2 separate regions of the Homo sapiens genome follow, and region 2 is linked to region 1. Evidence: read pairs that join two places in POLR2A ChIA-PET (ENCODE). Cell type or tissue: PC-3. All regions are shown on one strand. Each heading gives the region's core, and the rest is flanking DNA. Links, peaks and the distances in the headings are about the cores only. Region 1 overlaps ROR1 (receptor tyrosine kinase like orphan receptor 1). Region 2 overlaps LOC105378771 (a long non-coding RNA gene).

The links. Peaks named below come from ENCODE experiments on the same cell type or tissue, not always from the same donor. Only the 100,000 strongest peaks of a DNase experiment are listed, where the experiment ranks them.
Region 2: POLR2A ChIA-PET joins it to region 1 with 6 read pairs; 4 of 35 experiments call an interaction of 5 or more read pairs at or near these places.

Annotation. Positions count from the first base shown.
Region 1 is chr1:63,819,038-63,834,260 of GRCh38, reverse strand. All of the region lies in intron 1 of ROR1 (receptor tyrosine kinase like orphan receptor 1), which reads right to left. Among named protein-coding and RNA genes, the nearest start is that of ROR1, 53 kb to the right of the region's middle. In PC-3, for the core only: no CTCF peak of the experiment used is centred there; no DNase peak of the experiment used is centred there; H3K27ac peaks cover 1,188 bases.
Region 2 is chr1:63,694,914-63,710,136 of GRCh38, reverse strand. All of the region lies in intron 1 of LOC105378771 (a long non-coding RNA gene), which reads right to left. Among named protein-coding and RNA genes, the nearest start is that of ROR1, 71 kb to the left of the region's middle. In PC-3, for the core only: no CTCF peak of the experiment used is centred there; DNase peaks (open chromatin) are centred at 5,486 and 8,776; H3K27ac peaks cover 4,274 bases.

The sequences.
Region 1 (15,223 bases), core at 4,907-12,906:
AGGCTCAGAGTAACCCACTTTAAATATCTGAAGCAGATCCTGCCATCCCTCAGCTCAAATGCCCCATGCTTCCGGAGGCTTCTCCATCTCAGCTCCACCGAGAGGGTCTAAGCCCAGGGTAACATCTTTCTTACTACAAGAGCTTAACAGCCTGCTTAGATGGAGAGGACAAAAGCTACACAGGATGTTAGAGAGAAAGCAATGCCAGGTCAGTAACTAACTGAGCTTTTTCCCTGAGTTGGAAACAAACAAACAAAAAAAAAAAAAAAAGAAGAAGAAGAAAAGTCAAAAAAAAGCCCTCGAGACGGAAAGCATTGATGTAATTTCACTATTCCTAAGCATGCCAGAAGCCATAAATATTTGTAAAGCATAGTCTTTATATTTGCAACATTCAAGGGCATAACTAGAAAAAAAACCAGTGCGTAAATATGCACATGTGCTAACTATTCTCTTAGATCACCCAAAAGAAAAAAAAACGCAAGCAGGCAAGCAGAAGTCCAAATACTGCTGGAAAAGTTTGGGTTGTTTCTGTCTGAAATTTACTCTGATCAGCAGAATCTGTCTTTGCACACTACCTTGAAGGAAAAAAAAAAATGAAAAGGAACTTTATAGATAGAACCTCCAAACCCGTGCTTGACTCTTCTCTGTCCTCTCCCCTCCCAGAGCAGCCAATCAGAGCTTGGAGAACACATCACCCCCAGGGACTATTCTGAGGCTCGTCCCCGAGCTAGCCAGAACCCTGGGCCCTGGGAGCTTCCCCTTGTCACCCTGAAGACCCACAAAACAAAGCAATCCTTCTTCCAAGATGGCCCTCTAACTATTTAAAGATCATTCTCATGTCTTCTCCTTTTCTGGCTTGCTCTTTTCTGGACATACCTGGTTTGTCACTGTTAATACCCCAAGGGTGGTCTGACCAGCACACACTTAGAAAAGATAAAAGCACCAAAACCCTTCCACTCAGGCAGTCCATTTCACTTAACACTACTAATCAAAGCAGCTAAACATTGTAACTAGGGATCCCTGCCCCAACCCACAATTGTACTTAAGTGGATTAATATTAATAATAAAACAGCTACCTGTTACTGAGTGTCTGCTGTCTGCCAGGAATTGTGTTAGACAGAGTCAGTTCTGCTATAACACAACATATGAGTTCTGAGAAATCACCACACTATGCAAAATTGTGCAGTAAAAACAGCAGAGTTTATGGGAAAACAAGATTGGAACACACTACTACTTTCTTGTGGAAATGGGCATTGTAAGGGTTACAGCTTATGGGTTATTGTGAAGTGGTGGGTGGGGGGCTGGTTATCAGAAAATGGACAGAAAGTTGTAATGGCAGATGTGGATGAGTGTAACTCGAGTGTAACTCAACACACCTGGTGAACTGAGGAGCTGGTAGATGTTTCAGGTGTGTGTGTTTGTATATTGCCATGCATCTCACTTTAGCTGAGTGCCGTCTTCTGAGTCCACCTAGTACTTTTCGTGGATAAAACTGACTATGTAAGTAAACATAAAATTTGCATTATTCTCAAATTTTTCTGAATACATCAATCAGCTTTGAAAAAATGTGTGTGTTTTCAAAACAACTGTTATAGCAGCACTGACTGTGCTTTATCTCATTGAATCCTAGCAACACTGAAAAATCAGTAGTACTAATTCCATGTTCCAGAAAAGGAAACAGAGGTTCAGGGAAGTTAAGTGATTCCCAAAGCCACATCACTGGTTGATACGGTTTGGCTCTGTGTCCCCACCCAAATCTCATCTCGAATTGTAATCCCCACATGTCAAGGGAGGAGACTGCTTCTCCTTCACCTTCCACCATAATTGTAAGTTTCCTGAGGCCTCCCCACCCATGCAGAACTGTGAGTCAATTAAACCTCTTTTGCTTATACATTACCCAGTCTCAGGCAGTTCTTTATAACAGTGTGAAAACAGACTAACACAGAAAATTGGTCCTGATAGAAGTGGGGCATTGCTATAGAGATATCTGAAAATGTGGAAGTGATTTAGGAACTGGGTAACGGGCAGAGAATAAAAAAATTTGAAGGGCTCAGAAGAAGACAGGAAGATGTGGGAAAGTTTGGAACTTCCTAGAGACTTGTTTAATGATTTTTACCAAAATGCTCATTGTGATATGGACAATGAGGTCCAGTCTGAGGTGGTCTCAGGTGGAAATGAGGAACTTATTATGAACTGGAGCAAAGGTCACTCTTCCTATGCTTTAGCAAAGAGACCGGTGGCATTTTGCCCCTGCTCTAGAGATCTGTGTAACCTTAAACTTGAGAGAGATGGTTTGGATATCTGGCAGAAGAAATTTCCAAGCAGCAAAGCATTCAAGATGTGACCTGGCTTTTTCTGAAAGCATACAGTCATAGACATTCACAGACAGATGGTCTGAAATTGGGATTTATGTTTAAAAGGGAAGCAGAGTAGAAAAGTTTAGAACACCTGTAGCCTGACCATGTTGTAGAAAAGAAAAATCTATTTTCTGGGGAGAAATTCAAGCTACCAGCTGCAGAAATTTGCATAAATAAAGAGAAGCTGAATGTTGATAGCCAAGACAATGGGGAAAATGTCTCCAGGGCAATTCAGAGATCTTCATGGCAGCCCCTCCCATCACAGGCCCAGAGGCCTAGAAGGGAAAACTGGTTTTGTGGGCCAGGGGTCCCTCCTGCACTCCCTGTTCTGTGCAGCCTCAGGACATGGCACCTTGAGTCTCAGCCACTCCAGTTCCAGCCATGGCTAAAAGGGGCCAAAGTACAGCTCAGGCATTGCTTCAGAGGGTGGGAGCCCCAAGCCTTGGCAGCTTCCACCTGGTGTTGGGCCTGCGAGTGCACATAAGACAAAAGTTGAGCTTCAGAAGCCTTTGCCTAGATTTCAGAGGATCTATGGAAATGTCTGGATGTCCAGGAAGACGTCTGCTGCAGGAGTGGAGTCCTCATGGAGAACCTCTACTAGGGCAGGCAGAGGGGGAAAATGGAGTTGGAGCCCCCACACAGAGTCCCCACTGGGAAACTGCCTAGTAGAGCTGAGAGAAGAGGGCCACCAGCCTCTAGATCCCAGAATGGTAGATCCACTGGTAGCTTGCACTGTGCACCTGGAAAAGGTGCAGGCACTCAATGCCAGCCCATGAAAGCAGCTGTGTGTCAGGGGTGCTGTATCCTGCAGAGCCATAGGGGCAGAGCTTCCCAAGGCCTTGGGAGCCCACCTCTTGCATCAGCATGCCCTGGATGTGAGACATAGAGTCAAAGGAGATTATTTTGGAGCTTTAAGATTTAATGGCTGCCCTGCTGCGTTTTGGACTTGGTGCAGGGCCTGCAGCCCCTTTGTTTTGACCAATTTCTCCTATTCGGAATGGGAACATTTACCAAATTCCTGTATCCCCATTGTATCTTGGAAGTAATTAACTTGCTTGTGATTTTACAGGCTCATAGGTGGAAAGAACTTGCCTTGTCTCAGATGAGACTTTGGACTTGGACTTTTGGGTTAATGCTGGAATGAGTTAAGACTTTGGGGGACTGTTGGGAAGGCACGATTAGCTTTTAAATGTGAAAAAGACATGAGCTTTGAAAGGGGCCAGGAGTAAAATGATATGGTTTGGTTCTGTGTCCCCACCCAAATCTCATCCCAAATTGTAATCCCCACATGTCAAGGGAGGGACCTGGTGGGAGGTGATTGGATCATGGGGGTGCTTTCCCCCATGCTGTTCTCACGATAGTGGTTGTTTTAAACCAACAAGATCTGATGGTTTAAAAGTGGCACTTCTCTCTTAGCACTCTCTCTCTCCTCCTCTGCCATGTAAGACATGCCTCGCTTCCCCTTCACCTTCTGCCATGATTTTAAGTTTCCTGAGACCCCCCAGCCATGCAGAAGTCTGAGTCAATTAAACCTCTTTTGTGTTTATAAATTACCCAGTCTCGGGTAGTTCTTTATAGCAGTGTAAGGTGCAAAGCAAGAATATGGCCAAGGTCTACCCAGCCTCTTCTCCACCACCTTATGCCCTATTGTTACCACTTTCTTTTACTTTGGCAACCAGTGCTGGGTAGGAGGTACTGTGACACTCTCTGGGACTTAAAAGCAGATTCAAAACTGCTCTGACTCCTCCACTCCTGCTTTAATTGTCTGCCCCACAGTGGCGTAAAAGTTAATGCAAACATATATGTCTCTAGCGTTACCCATGTCCCTTCCCTCAAGTATGAGCTACGGCCTCAAAGATAATTAAGTTTTTATGAAGGTTTTTTTTTTTGGCCTCATTGCTATGATATTCACCAGTCAGATTCAAACAGAATTTAAGCTAATTTCATGGAGCTTAAGGATTTACTTTCTGGAAGGCCCTTTCACTGTTTTCACAACCTCCCTTCCTGGGAGCTTGTGTTCAAGTTCCTTGGCGAGGAAATAAGCTGTCTTACTCCATAAAATGACTGTTGAAAATGAAAGTCAGACCAAGTCACTCCTTTCTTGGAAGACTTCCATGGCTCCACACTGTCCTTAGGATCAAGTCCAAGCTCCCCAGCATGGCCTGCAAAGCGCTCCTTGATCTGTCCCCAGACTATATCACGAGCCACATCCCTATCCACTTATCTGTCCCCACACTGGATATTCCAGAAAGATTGAATTACTTTCAGTTCCACCAGTACTCTATGGTTCTGCACTTCCAGACTCTGTACATTATTCCTCCTACCTGCAATACTCTCCATGCCATCAATTACATCACACTCCCTTCGCCTGTTGAATGCCCATTCCATCCCCAGATCTCAGCTTCTATGTTCCTTCCTCCTGGAAGCCTTCCAGGGTCCTGTCCCCACATCTGAATTAGGAATCCCTCGTGACGGTGCTCCCATAGCACGCTGCACATTCCCTATCACACTATCCCTATCACCCGCATTCCCACTTTGGTGAAATTACTTATTTGTCCAATTATTAAGCTCTGTGAAGGCAGGAACTGCATCTGGTTGATTAAATGAATAAATAAGTGAATACATTTGCATAACACATAGCATAAAAGAGCTTTCATGTGCAACATCTCATCTGACCCACATATGCCATATGAAACAAATGGGGAATCAAACAAAGGATCCAAGGGAGCAAATGCATTAGCTATTACCACACAGCCAGTACGTGGCGGAACATCCAAGTAAATTATAGCAACTATGTTCTAGGCACTAGGTATACAGCAATAACCAAATCAGACAGAAACACCTGTCCTGGTGGAGCTCACATTCCCAAATAAATAAGTCAATATATCAGTACATCAATATATCAGTTTATCAGATGGCGATGATATGATGGAAAAATAAAGAAAGAAAGGAAGGAGATAGTTAGGGCCTCACTGAGATGGTATAATCTGAACAAAGACCCAGAAGAGGAGAGGGAGTGATCCCTGCTGGTCTGTGGTCTCCAAAGTGCTGAAGCAGGAGTAGCCTGGCAAGTTCAAGGAGGAGCAGCAAGGACAGGACAGCTGGAGAGGAACAGCTGCATCTTGGAGAGGAGAATAGTAGCTAATATTTCCTGAACACCTACTATGTGCCAGGGGAATAGAGTAAAAAACCAGAAAGACAAATTCTGTTTTTACAGACCTTACAATCTAGTTGCTTAGGTTTAAATATGCTGGAATCAAATAACATGCTCTGAAATAAACCATGCATGTAAAGGTCAGTTCACTCCTTAGCCTATCAGGAGGATGTTGATCAACTGAAAACTGCTTTGCAAACCTTCTACTAAATGAAAAAACAGGTAGTGAAAGTTGCCCCCATCAGTAATTTTTGTGTTGGCCTCCCAGGGATGAACAAGAAGTCATCCTCTATATATAAACAGTGACAGCTGCCACATCACAGGGGTTTATGAACTGTGGCTTTCTGATCAAATGTATGAAATTAACAGAAAAATGTTTTAAAACATATTATTGCTAGGGAAATTACATAATAAAGACAAAAGCCCTATTACTTAAAGTAATGAAAACAAAAATAAGGATTTATAAGCTTCCCAGCTCTGACCTAAATTTGCTATGCATTATTTTTCTACATCTCTTTCTACTTTAGAAAAACCGCTACTAATTGCATTCACATTACACAGTATCAACCAAACCTGGATTTGGGTTTCCTCCAAGACCACCAACAGGCTCAAGTTACTGCAAGTTTATTAAGTGGAATTTTTTTTCTCTTTTGTACAAAAACTAGAATGCTGTTACCTTTTGGGGTGGCTTAGCAGATAAATGCTTGATGTGTAACATTTTAAGAAAATCCTGAACATATAAATAAGGGGAATATGCACATTCTCTTAACTTGCAAAATAATACAGGATTTTTTAAAGCCTACAGTTTATTGGTGGCTGGGAGCCTGAAGCTAATGAGAAAAACATTTACAAGTTTGGTTTCCACAATTTTATTCTGTGTTCTCTAGGTGCAGATGCTCCTGGCTGTACTCTAGGAAAACCTGGAACTTGGCTGGAAATGGAGAACACAAGCAATTGGAAACCAGTTCAGTTTCACCCAGTTTAAATTTCCCTGCAGTGAGTAGGGCACCAGCTCTCCCCTCGGAAGCCAAACGTGAAAACTTACTATTTTCATGGCAATATCCAGCCTCGGTCTTCCTTTAATAGGCTGTCCTCTCATACTTCAGAACAAGAAACCTAGATAGTTTCCTGGTGATTAAATCATCCAAATTGTGTGTCATCAACGCCTTGGCAAGTGTTGAGGCCAAGCAGAATGCTTCCAGTTTACAGAACAAATTCCATCCAACCCCTTGTCAGCATTGCCATCTCCCCTGAGTCCCCTCCAATTTCTTACCTTCTTCTTTGTATTGATTACCTCAGAACCCCACCCACAGTTCTTACTGACTTCCCACCAGCAAAAGAAAGGGAGTGGGGTGAGGTTGGGACAGGGGTGTAAATAAACAGCACCTGTAGGCAAAGGTTTCATGACAAAGGCACCAAAAGCAATTGCAACAAAGCAAAAATTGACAAATGGGGTCTAATTAAACTAAAGAGCTTCTCTGCAGCAAAAGAAACTACGACAGAGTAAACAGACTACCTACAGAATGGGAGAAAATTTTCACAAACTATGCACCCAGCAAAGGTCTAATATCCAGCATCTATAAGAAACTTAAATTTACAAGAAAAAAACAACAACCCCATTAAAAAGTGGACAAAGGCCATGAACAGACACTTCTCAAAAGACATACATGCAGCCAGCAACCATTATGAAAAAAAGGATAACGGCTTCCAGCACCATCCATGTCCCTGCAAAGGACATGATCTCATTCCTTGTTATGGCTGCACAGTGTTCCATGGTGTATACGTACCAAATTTTTTTTATCCAGTCTATCATGTGGCCAATAAATGTGTGAAAAAAAGTTCAACATCACTGATCATTAGAAAAATGCAAGTCAAAACCACAGTGAGATACCATCTCACACCAGTCAGAATGGCTATTACTAAAAAGTCAAAAAATAACTGATGCTGGTGAGGTTGTGGAGAAAAAGGAATGCTTTTTCTCCACAATGTACCATTGTGAGGTTGTGGAGAAAGCATTCCTTTTTCTCCACAATGTACCATTGGTGGGAGTGTAAATTAGTTCAACCATTGTGAATCACAGTGTGGTGACTCCTCAAAGACCTAAAAATGGAAATACCATTCAATCCAGCAATCCCACTACTGGGTATGTACCCAAAGGAATAGAAATCATTCTATTATAAAGACACAGGCATGCATATATTCATTGCAACACTATCCACAATAGCAAAGACATGGAATCAACACAAATACCCATCAATGATAGACTAGATAAAGAAAATGTGGTATGTATACACCATGGAATACTATGCAGCCCTAAAAAAGAATGAGATCATGTCCTTTGCAAGTACATGGATGGAGCTGGAGGCCATTATCCTTAGCCAACTAACTCAGGAATAGAAAACCAAATATAACATGTCCTCACTTGTAAGTGGGAGCTAAATGATGTGAACACATAAACACATAGAGGGGAACAACACACTAGGGCATATAGGAAGGTGGAGGGTGGGAGGAAGGAGAGCATCGGGAAAAATAACTAATGAGTCCTAGGCTTAATACCCAGGTGATGAAATAATCTGTACAACAAACCCCCATGACACAAGTTTACCTAGGTAACAAACCTGTGCATGTACCCCTGAACTTAAAAGCTAAAAAATAAAAATAAAAATAATCAGTGCCTGGCCTCCTACTTTTAGGGAAATCAGTCTTATTCATTACTGCCACTACTATGTTTTCTATTTCTAATCCTCTATTCCCTGGAACCCAGTATTTCCTTGTATTTATTTCTGTCCTAGATCTTATAGATGAGGGAACTGAGGTCCACCCAGCTGGAGGCAGGATTGAGACCACGCTAGGTTTCTTGACAACTGGATTGGGATTCATTCCTCTGAATCATTCTTGTTTAAGTCCAATGGCTCAAATTGAACCTACTGAATATGGATTTTGGCGTAAAAGGAAATAAACACTGAATATTTCTCCCAAGTCATCCAGGATAAAGAAATAAAACATTCACATGATGGAATAATATGACACTATTAAAAATTCAGCTTTCAAAGAATATTTTTACCAGTTATATTTAGGTATAATTCACATAACATTCACCCATTTAGTGTACAGTTCAATAATTTTAGTAAATATATACAGTCGTGCAATCACCACATTCGACTTTTAAAACATTTCCGTCATCCCCAAAAGTTCTGCTGCTCCTAGAAGTGACGCTAACCATTCCCACCTTGCCTGAGGCAAACACTGATCTGCTTTCTGTCTCTAGTTTTTTGCCTTTTCTAGAAATGTAATGTACATGCAATCACACAATATGTGGTCTTTTGTGCTTAACTTCTTTCACTTAGCATAATGTTTTTGAGGTTTATCCATGTGGTAGCCTCTCTTTATTTTGCTCCTTTTAATTACTAAATAGTATTCTATTGTATAGATATACCACATTTTGTTTATCCATTCACCAGTTGATGAACATTTAGGTTGTTTCTAATTTTTGGCTATTATAAATAATGCTGCTTTGAATATCTGCATACCTATCGTTGTGTGGGCATGTGTTTTCATTTCTTTTGGATAAATACCTAGGACTGGAGCTCCTGGGTCATATGCTAAGTTTAATTTTTAAAGAAACTGCCAAATTGTTGTCCAAAGTGGCTGCACCATTTTAGATTCCTACCAGAAATGGATGAGGATTTCAGTTTCTCTACATCCTTACCAATGCTTGGTATTGTTAGTTGTTTTTTTAATCATAGCCATTCTGTGGGTATGTAGTGGTATTTTATTGTGGTTTCAGTTTATATTTGAATATTCAACAACACTGACAAATATTTACCATATATTATTAAGAGAAATAAAGCAGGATTCAACAGTGTTTGTAAAGAAAGACATTATACATACGTAAGCCCTATATATACATGAAGACTGAAAAAAGACACATCAAAATATTGACAAAGGATAGGAAAGCGTTTTTTCTTTGCTCATAACTGTAAAATTTTTATGAGTAAATATATAATAAAAGTATTTTTAGAAGCTTAAAATATTGCTAACACACTAAGAATTATGTATTGCCAGTCATTAAGAGGTAGGATACATATCCAAGCCTCAGCTAAACTCAATTCTATTATTCATTTATGAATCATCCATTGTGGGGTTGTTTGTAGCAAATTTGCAAAACCAGATTAGCTCCTCAAAGCCTCAAAGCATGCTTCTGAGACCCTACCCCAGGGATCAGCAAACTGCAAACCCCAGGCCAAATCCAGCTCACTGTCTATTTTTGTATGGCCTACAAACTTAAGAATGGTTTTTAAATTTTTAAGTGACTGGGGGAAAAAAAAAGACAAATAATATTTTGTGACAAATGAAAGCTGTATGAAATTTAAATTTTATTTCTATATATAAATTTTCATTGGAACAAAGCCATGCTCATTTGTTTACAAATTATCTATGGCTGCTTTCCTGCTTTTAGAGCAGAGTGGAATAGTTGCAACAGAGTCTATATGGCCTGCAAAGCCTGAAATCTTTACTATCCAGACTTTTACAGAAAACATTTGTTGATTTCTGTCTACCCAACCCTGCTGGGTGCACAGAAAAGACAAGATCAGTTCCATTACCCAAAGGAAAACTCATTAGGAGAAAAAAAACTTTTTGGATTAGTTGCTCATTGTATTAATTCATATTAATATGTCTTTTCTTAAAAGGTAAGATTTGGGGCTGGGCACGGTAGCTCACGCCTGTAATTCCAATACTTTGGGAGGCCGAGGTGGGTGGATCACCTGAGGTCAGGAGTTCAAGACCAGCCTGGCCAACATGGTGAAACCCCATCTCTACTAAAAATACAAAAATGAACCAGGAGTGGTGGCTCATGCCTGTAATCTCAGCTACTAGAGAGGCTGAGACAGGAGAATGGCTTGAACCCGGGAGGCAGAGGTTGCAGTAAGCCGGGATTGCACCCTGGGCGACAGATCGAGACTTCGTCTCAAAAAAAAAAAAAAGTTTAAGATTTTGACTGGGTGTGGGGGCTCATGCCTGTAATTCCAACACTTTGGGAGGCTGAGGTGAGAGAATTCCTTGAAGCCAGGAGTTCAGGACCAGCCTGTGCAACATAGCAAGACCCCCTTATCTCCACAAAAAATAAAACAATTAGCTGGGTGTGGTGGCACGGACTCCTAGTCCCAGATACTCAGGAAGCTGAGGCAGGAAGATCACTTGGGCCCAGAAGTCTGAGGTTACAACGAGCTATGATAGCACCACTGCAATCCAGCCTGGATGGCAGAGTGAGACCCTATCTCAAAAAAAAAAAAAAAAAAAAAAGTAATGTCTGTAGTTAGCAGCAATATCAAAAAAACTTTCAAAGCGCTATCTTAAATTATAAACCTTGTATCTATTAGGTCCTCCATACTCATTGAATGAATCAACATATAAATCGATGGATGGATGGGTGAGTGGGTAGATGAATGAGTGGGTGGATGGGAGGATTCAACATTTACTGGGGCTAACTGTGGACAAATTCCATAGCAAGTCCCATCATGGATTGGGAGGGACCAAGGAAAGAAGATCTGTCCTCGAGTCTCTGAGTAAGAAAATGGATATAAACCAGTAACTTGCAAAAGAAGAAATACAAATGACAAAAAATATTTTAAAAGATTTTTAACATCACCAGTAATCAAAAGTATATTAACTTAAATAACAATAATATTCCCTTTTTTAACCCAGAAAGTTGTTTTTTTTTTAAATGACAATACATGGCATCAGTTATGTGTAAACAAAAAAACCACTTTATTTCCACAGAACACAGAGAGGGGAATACATTTCTGTAACCTTTATGGTAGCCACAATGATTGTGTAGATCAAAAGACTTTTACCTTTGACTCAATAATTCCACTTCAAAGGGTTATTGCCAAGAAAATAATCATGGATATGCACAAAAATTAACAGATAATCATAGCATTGTTTATACTAATGAAACAGAGAGAGGAGTAATGCCCAACAATTCAACAATAGGGATTAAGAAAACTATGATGCAATCACACACAATGCTAAATTGTGTGATTAAAAATTGATGATTTGAGAACAGTGTATTTTGATATGGAAAGCTGTTCACAATAACACTGATAAGTGGGAGGAAAGCAAGTTATAAAATCAACTTGCAAGAGAATTAAACTCATTTTTTAAAATCAGGTATTTACATGGAAAAAGTTTCTAATGATATAAGCTTAAATTAAAATAATTATTGTCTCAATTATTTTTCTTTTTACATCTTTGCTCTTTTCTCATTTTCTACAACAAACACATCACATGTTTACCTTTTTAAATAATAAAAAGAATTAAAGATATCCTAATAAAATTGAGGACTTCTGGATGCTCATATAAGTAGAATAAAGGAATAAAATCATTCATTAATTAATAATTAGTTGATTAATTAATGCAAGCAAACTAGGTTGTAAGCTGTTATGGGCAGAGACATACTCACTTGTTCAACAAATATCTATTTCGCATCCACTATGTGCCAGACACTGTTACATATACCACAGTTTCATCAGAAAACAAAATAGGCAAATCGCTGCCTTCATGGAGATTCCATTCTAGTGTTTCACATGTCTCATAATCTCTGAACCCCCACATCAGCAAGCACAGTGCTGGGCACGTGGGACAGTCCTACATTCAAAATTAATGTTGGTTAATTTCTTAACAAAAGGATTCATCACGGCAAGCTTCCCAGTACATTTACTAAATGCTTTTATCATCACAAGAAAATGTCTGCACCAAATATGGCTTTTCATGAAGCTGTCCAGTGTGCAAAGTAGAGCAAACCTGGAATACCAAAATCCCATATGAGAACACAGGTTTCTGGGGCAATTGTGACTCACTCCCCAGCCACTTGAGGAGAAGGGGGAGCTGTCAGATAATATTTCATGAATAGCTGGGCTTAAGTCACTTGAACCAGCTGGGACTTTTCTTAAGCTACATTTTCCTCCGGCCAAAATATCCTCACGGCTGAAGCTGCCTGTTCAGTATCATGCCACAGAGAAATGGGTCTTTCTGTTTTCCTCATAACTGCAAACGCTGCTTCTTTTTCAGGTTAGGGAAACCCACGGACCTGGTATTCAGCTTATGTAATAACTGGCTCCCTGCTGAGGTAAGCCACTAAGAGACCTGCACTCAATTTCAGAAGACAGATTTTTCTCCTTTTGGGCCAAAGTTGTTCATAAAGTATTGACTCCAAATAAGTACACACGGGTGCTCTCAGTTTCCCAGAAGTCCTGAATCACTAACACATCAACTCACTATGATTTTCTTCCAAATGCAGCAGTGAAAAGTGTTGGCAGTTTCCAATGGATACCAAATGCTATCAACCATCAACAATTGTAAGGGTCTTTGAAATTAAAACCACAAATGCCATCGCAGGACTGTCAGGGAGAAGTCATTGAAAACCGAAGAGGAAGGCAAGGTGGTGGACTCATTCTGTGTTCAAATTTCACCATCAGAACTTCCTCTGTGGGTGAAACTGGGGTCAAGGAACCTGACTTTCTGAAGCTCATCAATGAAATAAGGATAAGGACAGCATGGTTAAATGTGAGAATTATGCAGAGCACCTTGCTTTAATCTAGGTACAATGTGAACACTTAATTCACGGTAGTTCTAGTGCTTCCTCCCCCCAGCATAATCTTGAGAATAAAAAGGGCTGTGTGGATGCAAAGTGAACACAAAAAATCTTTCCCTTTTCCTTGCTCCCAGAGGCTCCTTATAGAGCATTAACAAGCACAGCTTGTTACAAGAGAAGCCTGTAACAGAGATAGCATATTCCACCACAATTGCTGGAAGGGCTTACATGTCAGAGATTTGAATTCAAGTCCCATCTCTGCCACTTCCTAGCTGTACCACCTCACACAGGTTATTGAACTTCTCCATTCCTCATCTGTTTCTCCATCTGCACAATAGCAATAAAAACAATACTTATCTCTAAGGCTTGTTATAAGGATGATGTGAGAAAAAGACTTATAAAGTCCTAACACTATCACTACACAACCACTCCAGGCAGAGGATGCATACAGAACCTTACCTGACCTTTGAATTTTACTGTCAACCCTTAGTATGTTCATTCTTTTATCCACATCTTCCCCAAGGCCATGAAAGAACTAATTCCAGCTAAACTCAAAATTCACATCAAACCTGAATCTGCATATAGCAGAAATGACTGCAAGGTAGCAGAGAAAAAAAAGAAGGCAAAATTCACTCTTTTCAGGTGCTAGACTAGGATTTCAGTTCTACTGGGGCATTTTCCTTCTCCTAATCTCCCAACAGTCCTCCATAAACTAAAAGCAAAACAAAACAAACAATGAAAGCCTTCTACAGTGCAATCACAACTTCAGTTTCCAAAATCCACCTTACTGAACACTGTTCTTTGTGGCCTGCAGCAGTACAGGGGGGTAGATTTCATGAAACAACCAAACAAGTGTGTAGAAAATGCAGCCAGATTGCAGGGCTTGCAGGGGGACAGGGAGAGCCACCAATGACGTGCCCTGTGGAGATCACTAAAACATTACAATGGCTTCAAATGTGTCACCCAGCTTAGCAATTCCACCCTTGGTTCTTGCCAACTTGAGCTTCAACCAAAATGATATCTGATATTTTGATATCTTATCAATGACATTTTACTGAACAATTTGGAACTTTTGGCTCAAAAAGTTAACCACCTTTGCCTTATTAAAAGAAAGAAGAGTTTTGGGTTTCAACCATGCTTCTTGATGCCTGCATAGTGTTCCATGGTGATATTTGTAAAATACTTTCAGAACTGGACCATTTTACGCATCCAAATCCTACTCAGGTTTCAAGGTGTACCTCAGTTTCCCCATTTCCTACTTCTAAGAGATATCTTTTATCGCCAAGTACTATGAACTACTGTTAGGAGATTTACATACATTATGTAAACTTTATCCTTACAATAAGACTATGATGTAGGTATTAATAATCCCACTTTATGATGAAACTTAATGACCAAAGAGGCTAATTTATACAGCTACTGATGGACAGTGCTGGTATTCGAAGGAAACTTTAAGTTCCAGGCAATTTTTATTCCTCCAATCAACTATTTCAACCAACAGGTATTTTTCTTCTCTCTACTGCCTTTCTCTAGCAATTCCTATCTATGCCATGTCCTCAGTTTTCAGCAGCATCCTCTTCATGGGCTCCTGAGGAATATTACATTTTCTAATGGAAAGAACTCTATCCATACCTTTTTTCCATCTCCCTCACAATAATAACTGCTGCAGGGATGCCAAGAGTTTAAGAAGCTTATGTGACTTGCTCAAGATCACACTCAACAAGGAAGCAGGTTCAAGCATAAACACATCAAAAAGCACCCATTCTTTTTCAAGTTTCATCCCTTACAAAAGGTATGCACCTGCCCTCATAAGTCAGTGCCTGCAGAAACCATCTTCTTCCCCAGGAAGAAAAGATGTCACTTGTATAGGTCTAAGGAGGCCATAGATGATCCTACCATGAAAAGAAAACAACATTAACCAACTGATAAACCAAAGGTAAGTGTTTGGATTTTCTTCTAAGCTGGAGAAGAAGATGTGAATCAGTCATGAGAAATTCCGAAAGCCACAGAAACTTTCTATGACACTCTGGGGAGAGCAGAACATCTCCCCACCCCCTGGAAACTGTCTGACAAGGATCCTCAGAGGAATGAGGTCTAGTCCCAGAGAATCTTTACAAG
Region 2 (15,223 bases), core at 4,010-12,009, 120 kb after region 1:
TTTTGGTTAATATTTTCCTGACATATTTTTTCTAGGCTTTGACATTCAAACTTTTTTTGTCCTTGTATTTTATTTAGTTAGTCTCTTATAGAAAGGACATAGCTGGAGTTTGTTTCTATGCGGTATGAGGGTCTTGGTGCTTTAACAAGACAGCTTAATCCATTTTCCTTCTGTTTCTTTCTTGCTTGCTTTCTTTTCTTTCTTTCTCTTTATCTTTTTTTTTTTTTTTTTTTTTTTTGAGACAGAGTCTCGCTCTGTCCCCAGGCTGGAATGCAGTGGTGCAATCTTGGCCCACTGCAACCTCCACCTCCCGGGTTCAAGCAATCCTCCTGCCTCAGCTTCCCAAGTAGCTGGGACTACAGGCACGCACGGCCACACCCAGCTTATTATTATTATTATTGTATTTTCAGTAGAGACGAGGTTTCACCATGTTGGGCAGGATGGTCTCAATCTCTGGACCTCGTGATCCACCCGCCTCAGTCTTCAAAGTGCTAGGATTACAGGCGTGAGCCACCACGTTCCTTTCTTATTTCCTTTCTTTCTTTTTCTTCTTTCCTTCTTTCCTTCCTTCCTTCTTTTTCTTTCTTTCTTTCTTTCTTTTTCTTTCTTTCTTTCTTCTCTCTCTCCCTCCCCTCTTTCTTTCTTCCTTTCTTCTCCTTCCTTCCTTCTTTCCTCCCTCCCTTCCTTCCTTCCTTCTTGCTTTCTTTTTCTTTCAAGATGGGGTCTTGCTATATTGGCCAGGCTGATCTTGAATTCCTGAGCTATGGCAATTCTCCCACGTCAGCCTCCCAAGTAGTCAGAATTACAAGGGTACACCACTATGCCCAGAATTTTTTCCCCTTATTTTGATTACTGACTTATTTGGATTTATGTCTACTCTCTTATTTCTATTTATCCTTCTATTCATTCTGCCTTTCCTGTTTTACACCCACCCTTCCTACCTCCTTTGGATTGACTGCATTTTTTCTCTTCCCCATCCTAGTTCTTCCCCTACAAGTTTGGAATTAATTAATTAAAGTGCTATGTCATTCTTTTGGACAAAGTTTAAATAGTATTTTTTTCCCCAAACATACTATGACTTCAGGGTGCCTTAAATCTGATCTCCCACTCCTCTAAATTCACATGCTACTTTTGTCTATTCTAGGCTCTTTGCCCCCAACAGACACTAGACATTATTATCATTTCATAAATTAAACGTTTTCTTAAGTTTTATCTGTAAATTTGCCAAAATACACATTCACCATCTGTCCTTGCACCCTCCATCTATTCTGTCTGAGATATATTCCTTAACAAACATTTATTCAGTGTCTGTTGTTTGTAAACTTTGTATTTTTGTTTTTTTCTGAAACGTTCGTATTTTGCCCTTATTTTTGACTGGTTATTTTCCTGGGTATGAGATTCTAGGTTATTTTATGTCACTGCATTGACCATTTCATTTCACCCTTTTCTGGCTTCAATATTTTCTCTAGAGAAGTCAGCCCTCAGAAAAATTGCTGCTCTATTGAGAAAAGTTTTGCCTTTCTGACATTATCTTTTCCTTCTTCCCATCTCTAAATATCTTTTTTGATTTTCTGAAGTTTTGCCATGATTTGCCTATACATATATCTCCACATATATATTAATATATACATATTTTTTGATTATCCAGCTTGGAATTTATTGTTGTTTGGAACTGCAGGTTGCTTTGTATTGCCTCCCTGTTCTCCGGAACACAGACTCTGAGTAAAAGATTAGCATGCTGAAAACTCACTTGGGAGGGTTCTCAGAACTGCGATCTGCGGAAGAAGCAAAGGAATAGGACTGGGCACAGAGTGAAGCTGGGTGGTGACGCAGTCACACAAAAGCCCTCATCCCATTCCATAGAGAGCTCTGGTGTTTGAAGAGCCCTGAAGCATTGTTCCTAATTGGGGCAATGGGGCTGAGCTTTTATGACCACGCAGCAATGACCCATTATGCTCAGGGCTGCCCTTAAGGAAGGTGTGTGGCATTGAGCGAGGCAACTCTCTTCAGCTGAGGGCAGCCTCTGGGACTGGACTCAGCCATATGCTGTCAATGGTCAACACTCTTAGTAGCTGGGGGAATGAGTGCTTTGATCCTGGGGGTGGGGAGACAGAATTTGGCTGGGGCGCCACAACATCCATGCCAGTCCATGCCTCATGTTGCTCAGATCCACTCCTTTGGTGTGTGTCCTGAAAGCAGATCTTTTAGGATTCTAGTGGACCTCTTTTTCTAGAGAAACTTAAAAGAGGAAGGTTAATGCTGTAAACTAATGTGTTGCCTGCTGCACCTGATCCCAAGGACAAAACAGATACTCAGCATCTTCTTCGTCTCCTATCACTCCCCTCAGTCTCAGCTACTGCCTCTGCAGGTTTAGATAGCTTACCTGGTGAGGGTGCCCAGACCTTCATATCCGAGGGATTTGAAATCTTGTTCCTCTGCCCTTCTCAGGCAATGACTCCTACACTTACCTATTTATCATCAAAACTGGGCAAAAAGTATCAAGAAACACTCAAATGGATCACCTGGGTGCCAAACATATTCTTCCCTGCCCCCATTGTGTAACACCAGTGCTACCTCTTCCTGATGGTCAGGATCAATTACTCCTGCCAGGATCCTGAAGGGACTAGAGAGAAAGATGTGGCTTAACATTTAATGGGATTCTTGCTGTGTCCCTTGGTGGAAGCATTTTCCCCTCTGTGAGCCAACACTGCTAAGCCTCTAGAAACCAGGGCTGTGAAAATGAAGCACAAATTCCCCAAGTGAATAACTGAAAGTGATGATAAGGGGGCTATTCCTACACAAACCCCTTGGTTCCTAGACCTGCGTATTTGACCTACTGGGGACATTACACCATCTCCATAGCAGATTGGGCTTTTCTATCTTGCCACTTACTATGATAATTGTGCCAACCTTGCTTTTCACAGTTAAATCCTGAAATCTGGCCTCTATTTTTGAGATTTTATCATCCCTATTGTTATCGAGATCTTATCATTCCTATTGTTACTATGATAATTGCACCTCCCTTGCTTCTCATAGTTAAATGCTGAAACCTGGCCTCTATTTTTAATATCTAATCATCCCTACTGTTATTAGGAGCCCAAATCTCCCAGCATTAACTCTAGTCTATAGAGAGTGGCCATCACTGAGCTTCTCCGTGATGATGGTCTTTTTGTCAGTGTGTTGCTTATTGCATTGGCAAACGAAGTGTTTCCGGAGCCCACCTGCGCAAGAGTCTTCTGGTGGATTTACCAGCCTTACATACTTTATTCATTCTGGTATGCACAGTTCTCTGAGCCATTCAATCTCTCCTTTCAATGTCTTCCATAGTGACTCTGGTATTTCCACTTCACTTTTGTGGGTTATAGCCCTCTCCAGCCTTCTAAGAGTCACCAGGAGGTGCGCTAACACTGCCTCCCAGGGTCCTAGGCAGGGAGATTGCTGCCATACCTATAAACTCTCCCTCATCCACTTGTATGGTCGGTCTCCCCTTGATCCAGCACTCTCAGAGTCCAGGCCCACACATACTCTCCCAGCTTCTGTACTTGTGGGTTAGGTCCTACAGCTTCCCTGAAATCTAGTTTCTTTCTTCCCTGAATAGGCTCAGTACTTTCCTGGCAAGGATGTGTTTTGATTTAATTCTATCTTTTTTTGTCTGGTGGCCAAAAGGTGAGTAAAGAGGGAGGTCATGTGTTCACTTGAAGGGTAATGGTCTCTACATTGTCTACAAGCACAGGGGAAGCACTGGCCTCTAAGAGGGAGTGGGGGGCTACTTCTGCCAGCCCAAAGAATTCAGGGGAATCTGGACACTCAAGATTTTGAAGTGCATCAACTCAGATGTCCTCCTGCCATAACACAGGGTTCCATTTCTTCCCGGTTGGGACTCAACCTTGGTGGAATAGCCCCATCAGGGTCTAGAAGCTCTACTTCTCTTATAATTAAATCCTGGGCCTGATCCTCAGCTCTTTCTATTCCAGATCTCAGGAGATGAGAATTTCTTTCTATGCTGCTAAATATATACTCTCAGCCTTTCATTATCTTTCTCAAAAGCATCAATAACTCTCAGATACATCCATCCAACTTCATTCTCTTTATGACTCCATATTACCCAAACACCTGACCAACCACAATATTCCTTGCATGTATATACCTTTCCAGTTCACCATGATGGCAATTTTCACAACTGTACTGCTTTGTGCCAGGAGCCATCTCTATTCCATCTACCACCAATGACGGCGTTCTTACTGCCAGCTCAAAATGCAGCTTAAAATTTTCCCATTAATATTTACATTCTTGGCTACTCCAAGAACCAACTGCTGCAGGTCGGGTCTCCTGGGAAGCAGACTTGGAGATGGACATCAGCATATAGGAACTGGGGAGCATTCTTGGAATAAATACCTTGACAGACGTGAAGGAACAGAATTGGCTAGAGGAAGTTGGCGTGTTGAAGCAAAGGTCTCAGCTAATCCCAGGTGGAGCTTTGGAGCTTGGATGGACCTGCAGAGTAATCCTGACTTGGGGCAAAGAGGCTGGCTTGACTCCTCTGCATTCACTACTCATTGGAGGCAGACTGCCCTCAGGAAGGCATTGTGACTTCAGATGTGCTCAACTCCTCAAGAAAGTTTGAAGTCAAAGAGCAGAAGTAAAAGGGAGCCACAGGCTGAGGAAGCAGTATGAACAAGGAAATATTTCTTTAAATGAAAGAGACTTTAGTACTTTTTAGGCAAAAGGGAAGGGAGTTTTTCAGGCACTGGGAGGTCTATGGCCTGGCTATGCGTGGAGGCAGAGAAGGTGATAAAGAAGAGAAACATACACACTCGTGGCTTTGCTGAGAACTGGTGACACCGTGAGAGAAGCAGCCCTGCAAACGATGGGCCGCTCAGGACAAGAGTTCCGTGTACAAGTGCAGATGTGTGTGTTTAAAAGTTACTCATTAAACAACTGTGAGAAAGGAGAAGTATGCCTCCAACTCATACAGATGGGGAGATCTTGAAGGGAACCAGACCTGGAGAAGGATCTATGCTTTGAGAACAACTGCAATTAAAAAAGCCTGTTGATTTTATTTAATCAGTATTCCCCAAACTTCTATGACCACGAAAATTTTAATTTTAGGGGAATGCCTATTGACATATCTCAGAACATTCCTCAAAACACAGTTTAGAAAATGATAAGCCCAGTAATAACTTCAAGACCTTAATCAATCTCTTAATGGCCAATTTATAATCAGGACCAAAATGGAATGAAATAGAATGATTAAAAAAAAAAACAACCTTTCTTATTCAATGATGCTTCCATCTGGAGGACATTAACCAAATATCTACTATGTACTAAACCCTCTTCTGGGTCCTAAGGACACAGGGTTGACAAAGTCAAATGCCCTGTCCTCAAGGAGCTGGCCACCTGCAAGGGGACCCAGAGGATCTGTAAGTAAATAGTCTTATACCGAGCAGTAGGTTTCTTGGCAGGAAGGAAGTTGCCTGGTGACTAAGCCAGAGCCTATGTTTGTCCAGACATGGTCTGGACACCTGAGGAAGGAGGAAGGCAGGAACCAGGCATGGAGAGACGTAAGATTGTAAGGGGAGGCCAGGATTTGGGGTGAGGATTTACCTGGACTGACTCTGCCATTCCCGGTCATGCCATCTTGGCCCAGGCCAGTCTTTTCATCTCTCTGAGCTTCTGTCTCATTTGCAGAATGAGGATAGTAATCATTCACACCTCACAGGGTCTCCCTTAGGATTACACAGGAGAAAGCGATGTAAAAAAATTACACCAACAGTAAAGCACTCCACCAAGAGAGATCTCATGACTGACATTTCTTCACAAAGTATATTTCAAAGAAAGCTAAACAAACTCCCCCAAACTTTCCACTCTCAGGGCTATTTTTATTTTGTGATTTTCCAAGCCTCAAAATGAAATTGAAATGTAAAAAAACCATCAGCGGCTGCTTTTTATATGGTAGTTTATAAGAGTCAGGATGAAATAGAAATCATGATAGCACAAGGCCCCTATTTTATATTCTCAGAGGGAGGCTGAGAGCTGGGAGCGCTGATGACTTTGGGGAGGGCAGCTGAAATCACTAACGCCAGCCTGGCTCTAACCAGCCTGTGCAGTTTTAAGTGGTCTAATCAGCCCTGCTTTTCACAAACACAAATAAATAAAAATTGACATTACATCGGGCAACAATATGGCATGCCCTGTGCAATTAGAACCAGCTGAGTTTATGCACCCCACGGTTTACAGAGAAGGCAGCCATGCACTGCACTCTGGGGACAGATGTCTATGTGGCTTCTTAACACACATGTTCCAGCGCAACGGTTCCCAACCCCTTGGGGGTGGGGGGTGCAGAGTTCTTTCAGATGGCTCCACAGATGCATACGTTACAACAGCCATGTCAACAGACTGGTTAAATCCTGGCTCCCATATAGACGTGGGTAATTCTCAAGTGTGCCTCCATCTCCTGGAGGCTTTTGTTCCTTAGTTATTTTCTCAATTAACAGATACTAAAAGCACCAGAACCGTGACGTGGGGGTGAAGTCTTTTACGTTAAGAAACAGTTCTCATGCTCAAAGGGGTTGTATCCCATTGTTCTAATGTGACAAAACCCCAGAATGTATTAAAATCAAGTTTGAGAATGCTGTGGCCACATGGAGAAAAGGAACCACAGGGGTCTGAGAAAGAACAGCAGACGAAACCTGCTCTGGAAGCTCCACAGCTGGACCTGCTCTTGGAATCAAAAGATTCCTCTGCTCTATGATTTCTCTCACCCGGTCACCCATTCCCTGGTTCTCCAGCCTTGCCTCCCTCCAGAGAGGGGCTGTACACTCTGCAGAGGTGAGGAGTGACCTTGCTAAAGTACAAATCTGAATGTGACATTCCCAAGCTCCAGGAACTGCCCACTGCCCTGGGCACAAAGCCCAAACTATTTTTTTTTTTTTTTTTTTTTTTGAGACGGAGTCTGGCTCTGTAGCCCAGGCTGGAGTGCAATGGCACAGTCTCGGCTCACTGCAACCTCTGCCTCCCAGGTTCAAACGATTCTCTTGCCTCAGCGTCCCGAGTAGCTGGGACTACAGGCACGTGTCACCACACCCAGCTAATTTTTGTTTTTTTTGTTTTTTGTTTTTTTAGTAGAGACGGGGTTTCACCATGTGGGCCAGGCTGGTCTCGAACTCCTGACCTCAGGTGATCCACCTGCCTCAGCCTCCCAAAGTGCTGGGATTACAGGCATGAGCCATCGTGCCTGGCCAGCCCAAACTCTTTCAAGTGCTCACAAGGCTCTAGGCAACACCCAGCCCACCCCCTCTCCTCTCTAATTTCATCTCCTGCCTCCCTCTCCCACTCCAGCCCCCCTGCTCTCTGCCTTCTTTGAATCCATCCACCCCCAGCCTGGCCTCTGCATTTACACACACGTATACCTTCAGCCCGGAACACTTTCTCCCTCCTCACCTTTGCCTGAATAACTTCAGCTCTCTGAAGTTATTATCTGAAATTATCTGAATAATTTCAGATCTTGTTTTAGAAGCCACATATTATACCTTGGAAAGGTTTGCCAGAGTTTTCGCCAAGACTGAGATTGGAAGGAGGTGCCCCTCCTGTGGCTACAGCTTCCTGTAATAGTTTCACGGGAGCATGAACTAGGGCTGATTCCCTAACCATTTCTCCATCGCCAGACCTTAAGCTTCACGAGGGCCAGGCTGAGCTCTGTTGGCTGACATATCCCTCTGGAAGGAGCTCAATATGCAGCTGCTGAGTGAATGTGTTCAGTGAGCATCTTTCCCACTGTGTGATCTGATGAGTGATGTTTTAGACAGAGGAACCTCTAGGCACTGCCCACCGCATCACCCCACATAGCCAAACACTTATCCTGAAAGCACAGATTGTTTTCGGCACAGGTACTAGTTGTTGTTGAAGAACACAGCAAAGGCCCTCAGGAAGTTCTGGCATTGGTTACAAGTGCTTAGAGAAAGACATGCTTGAATTGAGAGTAAAAACAAGAGAGAAAAGAGTTAACTCAATGGAAAAGATAGAAGAAGAAAGAGACAGGAAAGCACTCACAACTTCTTCCCCGCCCTCTCACGTCTGAACCATTTCCTGACCAGAAAACTATTTCTTAATTTTTACTTTTAATTATTTTATTATTTCTTATTTCTGTGGGTACATAGTAGGTGCATATATTTATGAGGTACATGAGATACTTCAATACAGGCATGCAATGTTTAATAATCACGTCATGGAAAAGGGGGTATCCATCCCCCCAAGTATTTATGTCTTGTGTTAAGATGCCTGGGTTCTGGTTATGACCTCCTCTCTAACTAGTTGGGGACCCTGGGCAAGTCACTTAACCTCTCTGAACTTCAGTTTCCTCATCTGTGTACTCTTTTTGTTATTTCTTTTTGTTATTTCTAAATGTTCTCTTTTTTGTTATTTATACTCTTTTTGTTATTTCTAAATGTTCAATGAAATTATTATTGACTATAGTCACCCTGTCGTACTATCAAATACTAGGTCTTATTATTCTTTCTAACTATTTTTATTTTGATACAAGTCTTTCAGGTCTGTCTTAAAGTCATAGGATGTTAAGGGCTAAAAAGGCCCAGAGAGAGCAGTAAGTTGCCCAAATTTGCCCAACTAGAGAGGGGCAGAATTCAAATGAGAACCCGGGTTTCTGATGCCAAGCTGCCTCCTCTCTGCAGAACGCCGTGGTGCTTAGGCCCACGTGCACACTTCTCTGGAGAGATCGTGCCAAGCCCCAGAAGTAGCATGTGTGCCCTTCAGCCTGAGACTGCCTTGGTAAATACATATTGCTTCCTGGCTTGCAAAGCAAATATTTACTCAAAACCCACATAGCACGGTGCATAAGTTCCTGACATCCCCAGGCAGTTTCTAACTCACTTATCATTTATTTTAAATTTGTTTTTTAGTGCATGTATTTTCTGCATTAGACTTGGAATAAACAGAGTTCAGAGTAGACGCTGGACAAACCGAAAAGTGGTTTGTACTAAAAAGCACTAGTCTCTGCCTATCACCTCTAAATTCCAATTTCTGAGAAGTCTGTGAGCAGAATCAATCAAGCTTAAATGGAGTCAGTGCTCCATTTAAAGGCAGTCTTTAAGGCAACACAACATGGTGTCCTTTGGGAAATGGGCTGAAGAATTAAGGAGTCACAAATGGCTCACATCATTTGCATAATATTGAGATTCAGGATATCTGGGTTCTGGTTATGACCTTCTCTCTAACTAGTTAGTGACCCTGGGCAAGTCACTTAACCTCTCTGAATTTCAGTTTCCTCATCTGTGTAAAGTGATTAATGATAGCTTTCTACCTAATTCACTATATATATGGACAACAGGCCAAATTGAAGGTCAAGTCCCACATCTATTGACCAAGTATTAAAGGCCTACTAGGGGCCTGGCTGTTTTATGAACTGAGCAGACGGCAGTGAAAAAAATGAAAATGAAAACCTGTCTTCATGGAGCTTGATTTTGTAGGAGACAGACAGATGGTAAATAAAAAATAAGTAGTAATGGGTCTGAAGCTAAGTTGTAAGAAGAAAAATCACCATGATAAGGGAATAGTAGTTTGTGGGGGGTGCCGTTTTATGAAGGATGGCCAGTGAGATGCTCTCTGATGAGTCCTGAAGGAGATGGAGGAAGAAAGAGTTCCCAGGCAAGAGGAGGAGTGGAAGCAGAGGCTCCAGGGGTAATGCTTAGGGTGTTCAAGTTGGGAAGACCACGGTGGCTGGTGCAGAGTGAGTGGAGAAGGATGGAGATGGAGTCAAGAAGGATGGATGGGCTGGGAGTGGTGGCTCACGCCTGTAATCCCAGCACTTGGGAGGCCGAAGCAGGCAGATCATTTGAGGTCAGGAGTTCAAGAGCAGCCTGGCCAACATGGTGGAACCCCATCTCTACTAAAACTACAAAAATCAGCCAGGTGTGCCGGCACATGCCTATAATCCCTGCTACTTGGGAGATGAAGGCAGGAGAATCTCTTGAGCTCAGGAGGTGGAGGATGCAGTGAGCCGAGATCATACCACTGTACTCCAGCCTGGGCAACAGAGCGAGACTCTGTCTCAAAAAACAGAAACAAAAAAAAAGAAGGAAGGATAGAGTTCCTAAAATGTAGTGTGCAGATGTGCACAAGCATCCCTGGATGTCCTGGGAAAGGTGATCTAGAGATCCCCCATTGTCATAAACACTGGCCTGGAGTCTTGCCTGTCCAAAGAGTTCCCTAGACCACAATAAACACCACTCCAACTTGACTCGAGAATGTGGAAGGCTCCCTGGTTGACCACGAACATATACCCATCCACATCAGCTCAGCACATATAAATTACATGGTAGAAGTTTTGTCAGACTTTTAGTCCTTCTTTAGTTTAAACTACTATGCTTTAGAATATTTCCTCTGCAGAGCTGGAGAACATTAATTTGGACATTGTTAGAAAGAGACATGAAGGAGAGGGCAGGCCAGCCACAGCTGCCTTCATTCATGAGCAGCCTTTAGTTCTTTACGTGAAGTCTGACAGAGGTTCCCAGCCTTGATCCATACCTGCCAGTACCTTGCCTGCCTGCACGGTGCTATTTCCAAGAATAAGTATGCTGGGCATGAGTCTTGATCATAACCTGAGAATGAAGCCTCACCCCCTGTGTCTCTACAAGCCTGAATGATCTCAGAATGATCATAGCCTGAGAACTCCTGCCAGGCAGGTTGGAGCCATCAGCAGGCCCACATGGGCCAGGGAAGCAAGGCAGGATCCCACGTCTGGTGGGCAGGCAGTTAAGGTGGGCACTGCAGAAGTGATGGCACATGCCTATCCAAGGCTCCACTGTGACAAGGGGAGGCCTAAGCCTGGTCCGGAGAGCGCTAAGCCAGGCTTGAGGCGAAGGGAATCAAACTTGTATATTACGTACCTACTGCTTTCTGGGCATTTGGTTAGGCTTTTTTCATGCACAATCTCATTAAATAAATCTTCACTAACCTGCAAAATAGTATCACTGTTCTATAGAAGAGGATACCGAAGCCCAGAGAGGTTGAATGAATTGCCCATGGCCACATAGCTACTAGGTGGTAACTGGGGACTTAGAACCTACTGACTCCAAAGCCTGGACTTTAAATTGCTTTGAAATGAGTTGCCTTATCATGAGATGGGACACAGTCCTGCCTGGAGCTGGGTAGTTGAGGAAATTCATCCTTCTTGTCATATCAGGAGGCTGGAGAGATGGCCACATTTTCCAGATGACTTGGGGTTTAGGCGGGGGGGTCCATGTTCCTTGAGGGCTCCATGGATCTGCCCTTTGAATGGGATGCCTGTTTCCTTTGCCATCAGAACTCTTATCCTTAAGGGCCCAGCTGCCTTCTGCAGTCTGGGCAGGACTCCTGGCACTAGGAGACCCTACTCGCTTCCCATCCACCCAACGCCTTGCTATCCAGCACTGCCTCTACTGCCCCACACCAGGCTGAGTGAGTCAGAGATGTCGGCCTCAGCCCCTGTGTCTCCACGGGCCTGAAACACTGACTTGTGTTAGAACTGCCTGCTTCTGCTTCCCTCTCCTTCTTCAGCTTGTTGGCACTCACTCTCATTCAGAGGCACCCTGGCTCATGAAATATCATCTACAAATATGGGAATCTCTGCACCAGCCGCACATTGTTGATGGCTCTGGAGTTGTTTATAAAAATATCCTTGGCATTCCCTGCCCGACGCGGTTTCGCATCATGCTGCACTTGCAGGCGAGCTTCGCCAGCCTGATAAAGAGCCCTTTATTTGACCTTTAGGAAAGTTATGACTCACATCACCAGCTTTCCTTCCCCTTCTAGAGTGTATGTTATCCATAAAAAGGGTCATTATAAAGGTGTTGGAGAAGATTAACCCTAGTCCTGGGTTTTAAACTTTATCTGTAGGACACAGTCGAATCAGTGGTACCTTGTGACCCTAGGAACTAGTTAGCTTAAATGGGGACTTGTTAGCTCAGTCAGTAACATGTCCATTCATCTTCGGACTTGCTAGTTTAGCAAGGGGCTGTATGGTTCAGGGAGGATCTGGTTAGCCAAATCATGGGCTGGTTATCTCATATTTGGATTGGAAATTGTAGTTGGTTAATGTACTTGTAGAATCATTAACTCAAACTGGTTATAGTGCTGGGCTTTTAAAGAAAAACTCTGATATTTCTTTCCCTGAGAGGAAGGCAGTATAATTCTGCCAGAGGCACTAACTACAGACTTCAGGACTAACCCCAGCTAGCAAACATACAAGTGCAAAGAGTATGAATGGATCACTGCAGTATATCAGCATCATAGGAAGACCAGCTCTAAGCATAAGCCCAACCTTTAGCTCATATCTAGGACATTAGGTCTATGTTGTCTTTGAACCTCAAGCAGGGTACCAGTAGAGAGAATAGTGAGGACCAAATGAGATCATGTTCACCTACGTACTTATTCAGTGATGTTTCTGAGTATCCACTATTGCCCAGACGTTGTGCAAGGCACTGGGCACTGAGGACACAGACAAGATGGAATTGTGCACACTGTTTGAGGATGCCTCCTAGCCTCCCTTGCAGTTAAGATTCGTCATGTGACTGAAGTTTGGCCAATAAAACATAAGCAAAAGTGATGTGCAACACCTCCAGGAGTGGCCTATAAAATCTCCTACACAATCCTCCATGTTTTCTTTCTTCCTGCTTTTGCCAACAGATGAAGAAGGTTCAGAAAAGGACTTTGAGGCCCCACAAAATGAGGGAGCCATAAAATGGATGGATCCTGGATCCTTATCACTGCATGGAGCAGAGGCTCCTGCCAACCCTACGTTGTCTGGACTTGATATGAAAAGAAATAAATTTTCATTATGGGAAGCCACTAAAACTTAGGGATTTTTTGTTGCAGCATTTAACCTGTCCTGACCAATGCACGGCCCTTCACCTTTTGGTCCCTGCACTCTCCGCAGACCTTACATTTTTCTGTTCCAAGAAAGACCATCAGAGAGTCCTTCATCTTCCTTCTGCTGCATCCTTGACTTGTCTATTTGTCTTCTCCCTTGCATTCTCCATCCCCACCATCCACCAGGATGAATCCATCCACCTGGGTCCTTGACCTCATCCTTCTATCGCTTTGTATTCTGTTGACTGTACTCTGCCTAAAAAAAATACATTCAACTTTCTTCTCTCCTTAAATACAAGATAGTCCCATTCAGTGTTTGAGTAGCTGAGATAAATCATCCTCCTTATCATCCCAGGAGTCTGGAGAGATGGAGAGATACCCAGATTCCACAGATAGATATGGGGTTCAGGCAGGGGTCCATGTCTCCCTGGAGCTCCCTTGATCTGGCCCTTTGAAGGGGATACCTATTACCTAAAATAAAGCATGTGGATAAAATTTTAAAAAAAGAAATAAAGTATGTGGAAGGTGTTTATCAATTTGAATCCTCCTAAAGCAACTGACCTATTTGCCTCTGACCCTTCGTGTCTTAGTCTGGTTGGGATTCTATAAAAAATATCATAACCAAGTAGCTTATAAACAACAAGAATTTATTTCTTACAGTTCTGGAGGCTGAAAAAGTCCAAGATCAAGGCAGATTCAGTATCTGGTAGGGGCCCAATTTTCGGCTCATAGACAGCACCTTCCACATGGCAGAAGGGGCAAAAGGTCTGTCTCAGGCTTCTTTTTTTTTTTTTTTTTTTTTTTTAAGATGGAGTTTTGCTCTTTCACCCATGCTGGAGTGAAGTGGTGCTATCTCAGCTCACTGCAACCTCTGCTTCCCCAGGTTCAAGTGATTCGCCTGCCTCAGCCTCCCGAGTAGCTGGGATTACAGGCATAAGCTACTACGCCCAGCCTCAGGCTTCTTTTATGAGGGCACTAATTTCATCCATGAGGGTTCCAACCTCATGACCCAATCACTCCCAAATGCCCCACCTCCTAATACCATCACCTTAGGGTTGGGGATGTCAACATATGAATTTGGGGGCACAGAAACAAGCACTTCACAAGTTAATTTCTGATGAATAGGTCAGAGTTACTCTTTCTGCCTTACCACTCATTGACACCTTAGCCCACAGCAATCTGGCTTCCTCTCCCACTGCTGTCATGATACTTCTCATTCAAAGATCATTAGTGATCTCTAACTGTCAGCTCCAAGGGACTGTTCGCAGGCTTTTTCCAGCTTAATCTTTCAGAAGTTCCTGACACCTGACCAGCCTCTCCTCTAACTCACCCTTGCACAATGTTTTCAGCCCTTCTCTCTCCTGGTTCTTTCTGCTGCCTCTAAATGGAGGAGTGCCCCCATATTCTGCTCTCAGCCAACTCTTTTCTCTCTAAATTTGCTTATTTGGCAAATAGGGCTATTATTGCTACAGATAATAAAAACTAGCGTCTATGGAATATGTATCTGAGACAAGTGCCAAGCATACCACATGCATTATCCTGCCTAACCCTAACAAAAACTCTGTGAGGTTAGTGGTGTCATAATCTCATTATAAAGATGAGAAAGGCTAGGCAAAAAGCAAGGTTAAGTAAGTTGTGCAATGCCACATGGCTGGCATGGGTTGGAGCTAGACAAGGCCAGTGCCTGCCCATAGCATGCCCTTTTTCAAATATGAAATCACCATTCTCGTCCACTTCCAAAAAGGGCACCCTATGGGCAGGCACCGGCTTTCCTCTGGGCAGGTGCAGCCCCATTTCAGAGTACTTGGTTTGGTAAGCACAGGGAGCATTTAGCCCCACTCATCTCCTTAACCAAGCTCCCTACTGCAAGGCACAAAGTACAAGAGTGTACAAGGCACTCATGGAGCCAGAATTCAAACCCTGGCCTCTCTAACTCCAGAGACACCGTGTCTCACCAATCCCCTATGCCCCTACCTCACAGCATGTTGTGAGGATTAAAACTAAACAGATCATGAATGTAGAGCACTTGGCTCAGAATTTGATGTGTAAGAAGTACGTGATATAAAATAGTCACTATTATTGTCATATTATTCATATCACCATTCCCATCCACTTCTAAAGCTTCAACAAACTCATTCATCAAATGTTTAATTATTGCTCATGTGCCAAGCAGTACGCCAGGTGCTGAGGTTTCAAAGATGAATAAAACACTGTCACTGCCTCATTGTATTGAAAATCTAGCAGGAAAGAAAGCCACACAAACAATGAACTGAAAAAGTGCCAAGCACAGTAACCAGAGGTGATACAAAGTGCTGTGTGAGCACAGAGAAAGCATTACACCAGTCTGGGTTAGGGACAAGGA